Linked DNA regions of Homo sapiens: region 1 is linked to region 2. The links are chromatin loops, found by intact Hi-C in ENCODE. Cell type or tissue: PC-9. All regions are shown on one strand. Each heading gives the region's core, and the rest is flanking DNA. Links, peaks and the distances in the headings are about the cores only. Region 1 has its middle 30 kb from the start of RAPGEF1. Region 2 overlaps CFAP77 (cilia and flagella associated protein 77).

Region 1 (4,388 bases), core at 150-4,149, 810 kb before region 2:
ACTCTATTGCTCAGGCTAGAGTGCAGTGGTGCGATCTCAGCCCACTTCAACTTCCACCTCCCGGGTTCAAGCGATTCTCCTGCCTCAGCCTCCTGAGTAGCTGGTGCTACAGGCGCATGCCACCATGTCTGGCTAATTTTTTTTTTTCGTATTTTTAGTAGAGATGGGGTTTCACCATGTTAGCCAGGATGGTCTCGATCTCCTGACCTCATGATCCACCCACCTCGGCCTCCCAAAATGCTGGGATTACAGGTGTGAGCCACCACGCCTGGCCTGGAGAATTTCGTTACATAAAATTCTAGTAATGCAAACTAAACTACAGTGATGAGAAGTGGCTCTGTGGTTGCCTGGGGACACTGGGGGCTAGAGGTTAGTACCTCCAGGGTACCACAGGGCGTGAGGAAATTTGGGGGGAAAATGGGTATTGTATTAGTTTACTAGGTCTACCATAACAAAGGACCACAGACTAGGGGGCTCAAATAACACAAATTCATCTTCTCACGGTTCTGGAGGCCAGAAGTCCGAGACGTCGACAGGATGGGTTCCCTTCGAGGGTAGTGAGGGAAGGCTCTGTCCAGGCCTCTCCCGGCTGGTAGACAGCTGTCCTCCCCTCGTCTTCCCTCTGTGTGTCTGCGTCCACATCTTCTCTTATTTTTTATTTTTATTTATTTATTTATTTATTTATTTTGAGACGGATTTTCTCTCTTGTTGCCCAGGCTAGAGTGCAATGGTGTGATCTCGGCTCACTGCAACCTCTGCCTCCTGGGTTCAAGTGATTCTCCTGCCTCATCCTCCCAAGTAGCTGGGATTACACGCACCTGCCACCACGTGTGATCTCGGCTCACTGCAACCTCTGCCTCCTGGGTTCAAGTGATTCTCCTGCCTCATCCTCCCAAGTAACTGGGATTACAGGCACCTGCCACCATGCCCAGCTAATTGTTTTGTATTTTTAATAGAGGCGGGGTTTCACCATGTTGGCCAGGATGGTCTCGAACTCCTGACCTCAGGTGATCCACCCGCCTCGGCCTCCCAGAGTGCTGGAATTACAGTGGTGAGCCACCGCACCCAGCCAAATCTTCTCTTCTTATGAGGATAGCAGTTCTCATTGGACTAGGCCCACCCAATTACCTCATTTAAAATGAATTAGCTCTGTAAAGAACCTGTCTCTAAATACACTCATATTCTGAGGTACTGGGGGTCAGGGCCTCAACAAATAAATGTTCAGAAGATCTCATTTCACTGCCTAACAGGCGTATTCACTATCTTGACCCTAGTGATGGTTTGACGGGTGTCTACATATGTCCCAAAGTATCAAATAGTGCACTTTAAACATGTGATGTTAATTACGCCTCAAAAAAGCTGTTAGGAATACAAGTCAATGAACATATCACCCATGCGGCAATGCTCCCTATGAAGGGAGAGGGCTTCCAGCACTGGAGAGGGCTGGTGGGAGGCTCCATCTTTCTCAGATGGGGAAGAGGCAGAGCATTGCCTGAAAGGGAACGGCAGGAGGGAAGGCCTCAAGGTGGGAGCCACGGGGCTCATTCAAGAATGGAAGGAAACCCAGAGAAGTCACATGGACAGGAGCAGTGGGGTCTTCTGGGGAGGTCAGAACTGGAGATAGACATTGGAGATTCATTTTCCATTCATAGTTTCTTTTCTTTTCTTTTTTTTTTTTTTTTGAGACAGAGTCTCACTCTGTCACCCGGGTTGGAGTGCAGTGGCATGATCACAGCTCACTGCAACCTCTGCCTCCTGGGTTCAAGTGATTCTCGTGCTTCAGCCTCCCGAGTTGCTGGGACTACAGGGGCATGCTACCACATCTGGCTAATTTTTGTATTTTTTTTTTTTTTTTTTTTAGTAGCGACAGGGTTTCATCATGTTGGCCAGACTGGTCTCGAACTCCTAACCTCAAGTGAGCTGCCTGCCTCAGCCTCCCAAACTGCTGGGATTAAAGGCAGCCCAGCCTGTTTCATATTTTGAATGATGAGAAGCACTTCCTAGGGAAGAGGGAGCAGCCTGAGGGCATCCTGGGCAGGGGTGGAGGTTTCCCAAAATGCCAGGGGAATTAGGTAATTCGTTCAGATACCACAAATACCTTAAGGGTTCTTACTCTTACTCCCATTTTGGCTAGAAGAACAAGAATAAGAAGAACTTTTCAAAACACCCATTTCCATAAATATATTTAAAGGCACACATAGACAAACCCAAAGAGAAGAAATATAGAGCTTATTAGAGGTGATGGTGACTTTAAAGAAAAACTCACCACTGCTTGTAGCAGGACTGGCAAAACGTTTCATCTTGCATTTGAACTCTGGCTCATTCACTTCTTCAACAAGTGTTTACGAAACACCTACTGTGGACCCAGCCACCATTCTAGGCTATGAATGAAATGGACAAAGTCGCTGACTGTGTGAGCTTCTTGGCTAGCTGGTCTGGAAGACAGGTTGAGACTGGCTGCCAGGAGGGCCCCCTTTAGCCAGGACTATCTTTATGGCTGTCGTCACAGTGTGATCACTAACAGCACCCTTTTCCTTGTTGAGACTCTGGCTTCAAGGTTGGTGGCAAGGCAGTTTTCCCATCCCTTTTAGCCCAGAAGAATGCTATAAAATGCAGTGCCCTCTTCAGAGCCTGGAAAGTCTAAAAATCTTATTACCTTAAATCCCTGTGATCAGTCACCAGATTTAGATTGTTCTATATTTAAGTGTTAATTTTGTTGATTGTATCCTTTAGACCCAAACTTGAAGAGGTCTGTCTCAGGGGAAAAAAATCCAATCAATTATAAATTGAAAACATTATTTTGAGGATAATGTCACGGGGAAGGAATTATGAACTGCATGTGGGAGATTGACCAAAATAGTCAGGGAGAAGATGTAAGGCATGTTTTTGATTTGTAGTATCTTTTTAAAAATTAACATTTGTTGCTTTTAAAAAATGGATCACCTGCTCTGTGCCAGACCCTGTGCTAGGTACTGGAGCATCACATTTAATTCTCTTAAAAGTCATCTGTGTTATGTATTTTTTATCAAAGGGGAGCCCATCAGGCTTGGAGGAAGAAGTGAGTGAGTGAGAATTTGAATCTGGTTTGCCAGGCTCAAAAGCGTGATCTTTTCCATGCACAACACAACCTCTTGAGCCTCGTGGGAAAGACTATATTTCCCAGGGAATATCTCACCTGCCCCCAAAACTTCAAGCCAGCAAGTCATCAATGATCGCCCCCTCTCAGGCACCGAGGACTTCTAGCCTCATTATTTCATCACCTACTAGCCCCTACTTGATAATAATAACCCCTAATGCCTGAGATGGAGCCTCCTTGCTCGCCAAGGTAACTCCTTTATGATGTGGAACTTCATTCATTCAGGCATTGGATGCCAGACGTATAGGGGTGCACAAGACAGATGTGGGCCCCAACCCCAGGGAGCCTATATCCCAGTGGGAGGGACAGATAGTTAAATGGAGAATCCCCTGTGAGGGCTGCTGGGATGCAGAAAGCACAGGTGCTGCAGGGCACGCAGCAAGAGCGGGAGTGCTTCCTGGAGGAGGTGACATTAAGACTGAGACCTAGAAGCTGGGGAAGACTTAGCTGGGGAAAGAGGAGCTGGGGGAGTATTCCACAGCATGTGCGCAAGCCTGGAGGAGTGAGAGAGCATGGAAGCTTCCAGAAGCAGACGGAAATTCAGGGAGGCTAGAATGTAGAGTGCAAGTGAGAGGGTAACAGGAAACAAGGCTGGAGGTGTTACTTTAAGAGTAATCGCTTGCCGGGCATGGCTCACGCCTGTAATCCCAGCACTTTGCGGGGCCAAGGCGGGTGGATCACTTGAGGTTAGGAGTTTGAGACCAGCCTGGACAACATGGTGAAATCCCGTCTCTACCAAAAAATACAAAAATCAGCCGGCCGTGGTGGTGCGTGTCTGTAGTCCCAGCTACTTGGGAGGCTGAGATAGGAGAATCGCTTGAACCTGGGAGACGGAGGTTATAGTGAGCCGAGATTGCAACAACTGCACTCCAGCTTGGAAGACAGAGTGAGACCCTATCTCAAAAAAAAAAAAAAAAAAAAAAAAGGACTCACGGATGATGGATCAGTGGGCCCTTCCAGTGAGTCAAGTACACTCATCATCTCATTGCTTCTTCCTGTCTGCCTATGAGGGAGTACTTTTATTATCCCCACTTTAGGGATATGATAACTGAGACCATGAGGTGGAGTAGCCTGCCTGAGGATTTAACCCAGGTGCGCTTGGCTCCAGAGCTGGCAGTCTCCACTTGGCCCTGTGGCAGGCCCTGGCTTCATCCTGAGGCACTGTACAGCAGATGTGCAGCCATGAGGCCGGCATGCCCAGCCTGCAGACCCCTGGCCCATGCCTGTTCTGTTCCTCCCACTTGGCTTGTGC
Region 2 (4,388 bases), core at 119-4,118:
TGAGTTTTAATTGCTCTTTTTGGGATGCCTGATGTCTCATCACGGCAGTATTATCTCTCTGGGACCTCTGACAGCAGGAAGAGCCAATGGTTCATTACTCGAGCCTGCCCCCGCCTCCTCAGTGCTGGGGCCCCGTCAATCAAGCAGGCCAAGTTGGACTCCTCCCCCAGGACTGACTTTGGAAGGTCAACCCACTCTGGAAAAAGCCTTCCAGGCCAGCGGGTAGACTGCTGAACACAGGCTGCTGAGCTTCTCAGCCGAATTCCTGGACACTTCCTCACTCGGTCTTTCCGTGTGTTCTTTGGATTCTCTCTGAAAATTTTATGCTGATCTATTTTAAATTAAAAATGCTATTTGTCATCCTCCTTTTGTGTCTCCATTTGAAAACCAGTGAGCAAATCAGCCTTAGAGACATCAAATGAGGGTGCTGCCACATAGAGACCTCTCAAGGTAAGCTAACCTCCAAAACATTCCAGCCACACCTTTTTTGAGGGAGGCAAATTTTCAAGTTTTAAATATCATTTCTAATCTAAGGGTTTTTTTTGTTTGTTTGCTTGTTTGTTTTTGAGACAGAGTCTCACTCTGTTGCCAGGCTGGAGTGCAGGGGCGCAATCTCAACTCACTGCAACCTCTGCCTCCTGGGTTCAAGCGATTCTCCTGCCTCAGCCTCCCGAGTTGCTGGGACTACAGGTGCGCACCACCACACCCAGCTAATTTTTGTATTTTTAGTAGAGATGGGGTTTCACCATGTTGGCCAGGATGGTCTTGATCTCTTGACCTCATGATCTGCCCCCCTCGGCTTCCCAAAGTGCTGGGATTACAGGCATGAGCCACCGCGCCCAGCCAAGGATTTCTTTCTTTTTTTTTTTTTTTTTAAACAGAGTCTTGCTCTGCCGCCCAGGCTGGAGTGCAGTGGTGCAATCTCGGCTCACTGCAAGCTCCACCTCCTGGGTTCACACCATTCTCCTGCCTCAGCCTCCTGAGTAGCTGGGACTACAGGTGCCCGCCACAACGCCCGGCTAATTTTTAAAAAATATTTTTAGCAGAGACGGGGTTTCACCATGTTAGCCAGGATGGTCTCGATCTCCTGACCTTGTGATCCACCCACCTCAGCCTCCCGAAGTGCTGGGATTACAGGCGCATGCCACCATGCCCAGCTAATTTTTGTATTTTTAGTAGAGATGGGGTTTCACCGTGTTGGGCAGGCTGGTCTCAAACTCCTGACTTCAGGTGATCCACCCGCCTCAGCCTCCCAAAGTGCTTGAATAACAGGCATGAGCCACCACGCCCAGCCCCCAGACTCATTTATCCAACTGCCCACTCAGCATCTCCCCTTGGGTGTCTGGCATTCATTGTTAACCACCATAGCCAAGGCAGACACTTGACTTTTTTTCTGCCAAACTTACTTCTCCCTCCGTCTTTCCCATCTCATAAGTAAGACCACCATCTACCCAGCTGTGGAAGCCAAAAGTCTTCAATACTCATTTTCCTTCATCCCTCCAATCTCCCAAGCAGGCAGAGTCTGAGTGGGCTGGCCCTGAGCAGGCGGTAGCACGCCATACCGCAAAAGAGTGCGAAGCACAGCTCTGCCCAGCAATTTCTGTGTGATCTTGAGCAACAGTCCTATCCTCTCTATGCCTCATCTCAGAGACAGGACCCCACGCATCACAGACTGTGTCTTCAAGCTAAATCAGGTGACCATTACATTAAAGAATGTGCATGACATGATTAGTACAGCAACTGGCACTTTTAAGCAATAGATTAATATGAATTATTATTTTTTTCTTATCACTGACTCACACTGCAGAGGCATCAACCAGAGCCCTGTGAGTGACTGAGGGACTGGGCAGGCCAGGACGCTCACGAGGACGGAGGGCTTTCATCCAGATACATCCAGAAGCTGAAGGATATTTTGAATCGAGCCCACTCTTTCGCTCTGAAATCCCCTACGGAAAGGGGAGGGGGCACATCAGGAGGCAGAAGAGTTTCCTGAAGAACCCAAAATTGGCCCCACTGTGGCAACAGAGATGCCCTCCCAGGCCTGCTTTTCCCCAGGACCTGGGCCGAGGCAGGCAGGACAGGCTCAGCTAGGAAATCTCTTTTGTTTCTCCAATCACTCCTTGCCCCATTTGCTGTGGGACCCGCTAGGGCTGTGGCAGATGCCCTGGAAGCATCACTCTGGGTGCTCTCTGGAGTCCTCCGGGTGCTCCCAGCCCAGGCCGGAAGCAGTGCTCACTGGAGAGACCCTCAGCTCCTTGTCCTACAGTGCCACCTGCTGGCGAGTCTGAGTCAGAGGCGGCGGAGATTCCCGGCCCTTCCCTCTCTCCTGGCGTCCTTCCCCCACCAAGCCTGGTTCTTCCCGCCTCATTGATTATCTGTGACTGCACAAAGCCCCGAGTCTGATTCTGGCCTGATTCTACTTTCTTGGGTATCCTGTCACCTCGGCCAAACCCCTGTCCTCACCTGAGCTGACCCTGGCTGGGGCAACTACCTGCCCTTTATGACCTGGATAGAGTCCCCACAGCGTCCAGCCTGGAAGGGCCTTGGGGATCATCTTGTTCGTCTCCCTCCACTGCCATTTCCTCAACTTCATAGGTGGAAAGTGGACGTGAAAGGAATCCTGAGTCCACTCACGAAGCCAGGGCAGTGAACTCTCCCAGGCCAGTGACGTCCACGACACGTTCCAGAGCCTGCCCCCCAAAACCCCTTCCCAATGAAAGATGGATGGAAATGGGGATAGCCTAGCTTTCCATCCCAAGTCCTCCCAGTCACGCACCAACAAATGCCGGGTGAGCGTGAGTGTCGTTGGAGGTATGACTTTGTGCCTCCGTTTTGGCTAATTTCCTCACTGGTTGGCAGTTAGGAACATTCTACCTCCTGGTTGACCTTCTTGGCAACACCTCATAGGAGGTTTAACCAAAGAGGTCCACAGGCACTGTTTCCACAGGCCTAGGGAGGCAGCTGGTCTGGGCCCTCACCTGGCCTGCTTGAAATTCTCTGAAGTCCCCTCCAAGGTAAGAGGGAGGCAGCACCACACTTATGTGCACCTGGCAAGGTGGACGGGGCAAGTGCAGGACTGGGTGCCAGAGCGTGGAGATGGAGCCGTTGGGAAGAGGACTCATGAAGATGGACAGGCTTAAGGACACCTGGAGACGAGGCTGAGTCTTCACCCACCACCATTTCTTGAGAAGAAAGGGCAGGCTGAGATACCGATTGCACAAAATCTTAACTGAAGAGGCTCCCACTCCTTGGATCTGTCTCCCTTGCATTTTTTTTTTTCTGATTTGTTCTTGAACTCTGGTTCTGGTGCTGTTGAGGTTCAGCTCTTGACTTCTATGGTGGCTGCCACTGGGCAGGAGGGAAGTGATCTACTTCCCAGCAAGGGACTGCAGACAGGGCCAGGAGGTCCCCCTTGGAACATCCAGGAGAAGATAAAGGGTGGTAGAGCTACTTAGCATCCATACAGTGGCAGGACAGACTTCCCGGATGAAAGGTCCAGCTCTCCTCCCACACTGACCCCCACTGGCTTCAGTCCATGGCCAGATTTTTAGAGCCCAAACTTCATTAATTCTGTCTCTCTCTCTAAGATATAACCATATAATTAATTAACAATTTCCTTGGTCAGAAGAGAGAAGGTGGTTCTGGAGTCTCACTGTTGTGGAGGAATGGTAGCCATGAGCTACCATAAGGCCAGCCATGTCTGCTGCCTGCCTAGCAGGGGGCTCCTGGAAGCACTGCTCATAGGCCACAGACCCAATTCTAGTCCCCAGGGAGGTCCCTGGATCCACACAGAGTTGGTTTGGCTTTTAATTCATCTATCCCAGTGCCCCAACTAAACCACAGATTTAGAAGTCCAGGGAAGGCACGTCTCTGCAGCAAGCTGATCCCAGCCTAGGTGCTGAGGTGTGCCCCCAATGGCAGCCAGACAGGTCTGTGTCTCCAACCAAGCACCTTCGCTTGCATTTATCCGTATGAACCCAATCATTCTTTTTGCTGTACTCATTTTTACTTGGGAAACCCTTTGATGCTTAAAATCATCACTAAGGAAAAATAAAACTAGGTTGGCTTTTTATGCAGGTTCCTAGAATTGAATGCAGGTAACTTATAAACTTGAATGTACAATGGGAGATTATCTATGAAGGGGATTTAGATCCATGGGCACCAATGCATTCTGTGGGCTCCATTCAAGTGGATCAGCTCTGTCCCACTCTCCATGACTCACCAGTATCTGGCATGATGCACAGGATGGAGGGTATGCTAGGAAGGAAGGGAGGAAGGAAGGAAGGAGGGAAGGGGAGGGGAGGGATGGAGAGAGGAAGGGAAGGAAGAAGGAAAGAATGGAGGGAGAAAAAAAGGAAGGGAGGGAAGAAGGAAAGAAGAAACAGGGA

What was found. Hi-C counts contacts between places; a loop is a spot of excess contacts. Peaks named below come from ENCODE experiments on the same cell type or tissue, not always from the same donor. Only the 100,000 strongest peaks of a DNase experiment are listed, where the experiment ranks them.
Region 1: it touches region 2 in a loop (11-fold over the local background); 8 of 110 quality-filtered maps call a loop at or near these places.

What each region holds. Positions count from the first base shown.
Region 1 is chr9:131,767,523-131,771,910 of GRCh38, forward strand. No RefSeq gene overlaps it. Among named protein-coding and RNA genes, the nearest start is that of RAPGEF1, 30 kb to the left of the region's middle. In PC-9, for the core only: no CTCF peak of the experiment used is centred there; a DNase peak (open chromatin) is centred at 2,039; H3K27me3 peaks cover 2,783 bases.
Region 2 is chr9:132,572,955-132,577,342 of GRCh38, forward strand. CFAP77 (cilia and flagella associated protein 77) reads left to right here. Exons shown (of 6, transcript NM_001282957.2): 6 at 1-365. Among named protein-coding and RNA genes, the nearest start is that of BARHL1, 7.5 kb to the right of the region's middle. RefSeq lists a silencer at 2,286-2,355. In PC-9, for the core only: CTCF peaks have their summits at 2,237 (motif pointing left) and 2,445; a DNase peak (open chromatin) is centred at 2,247; H3K27me3 peaks cover 2,998 bases.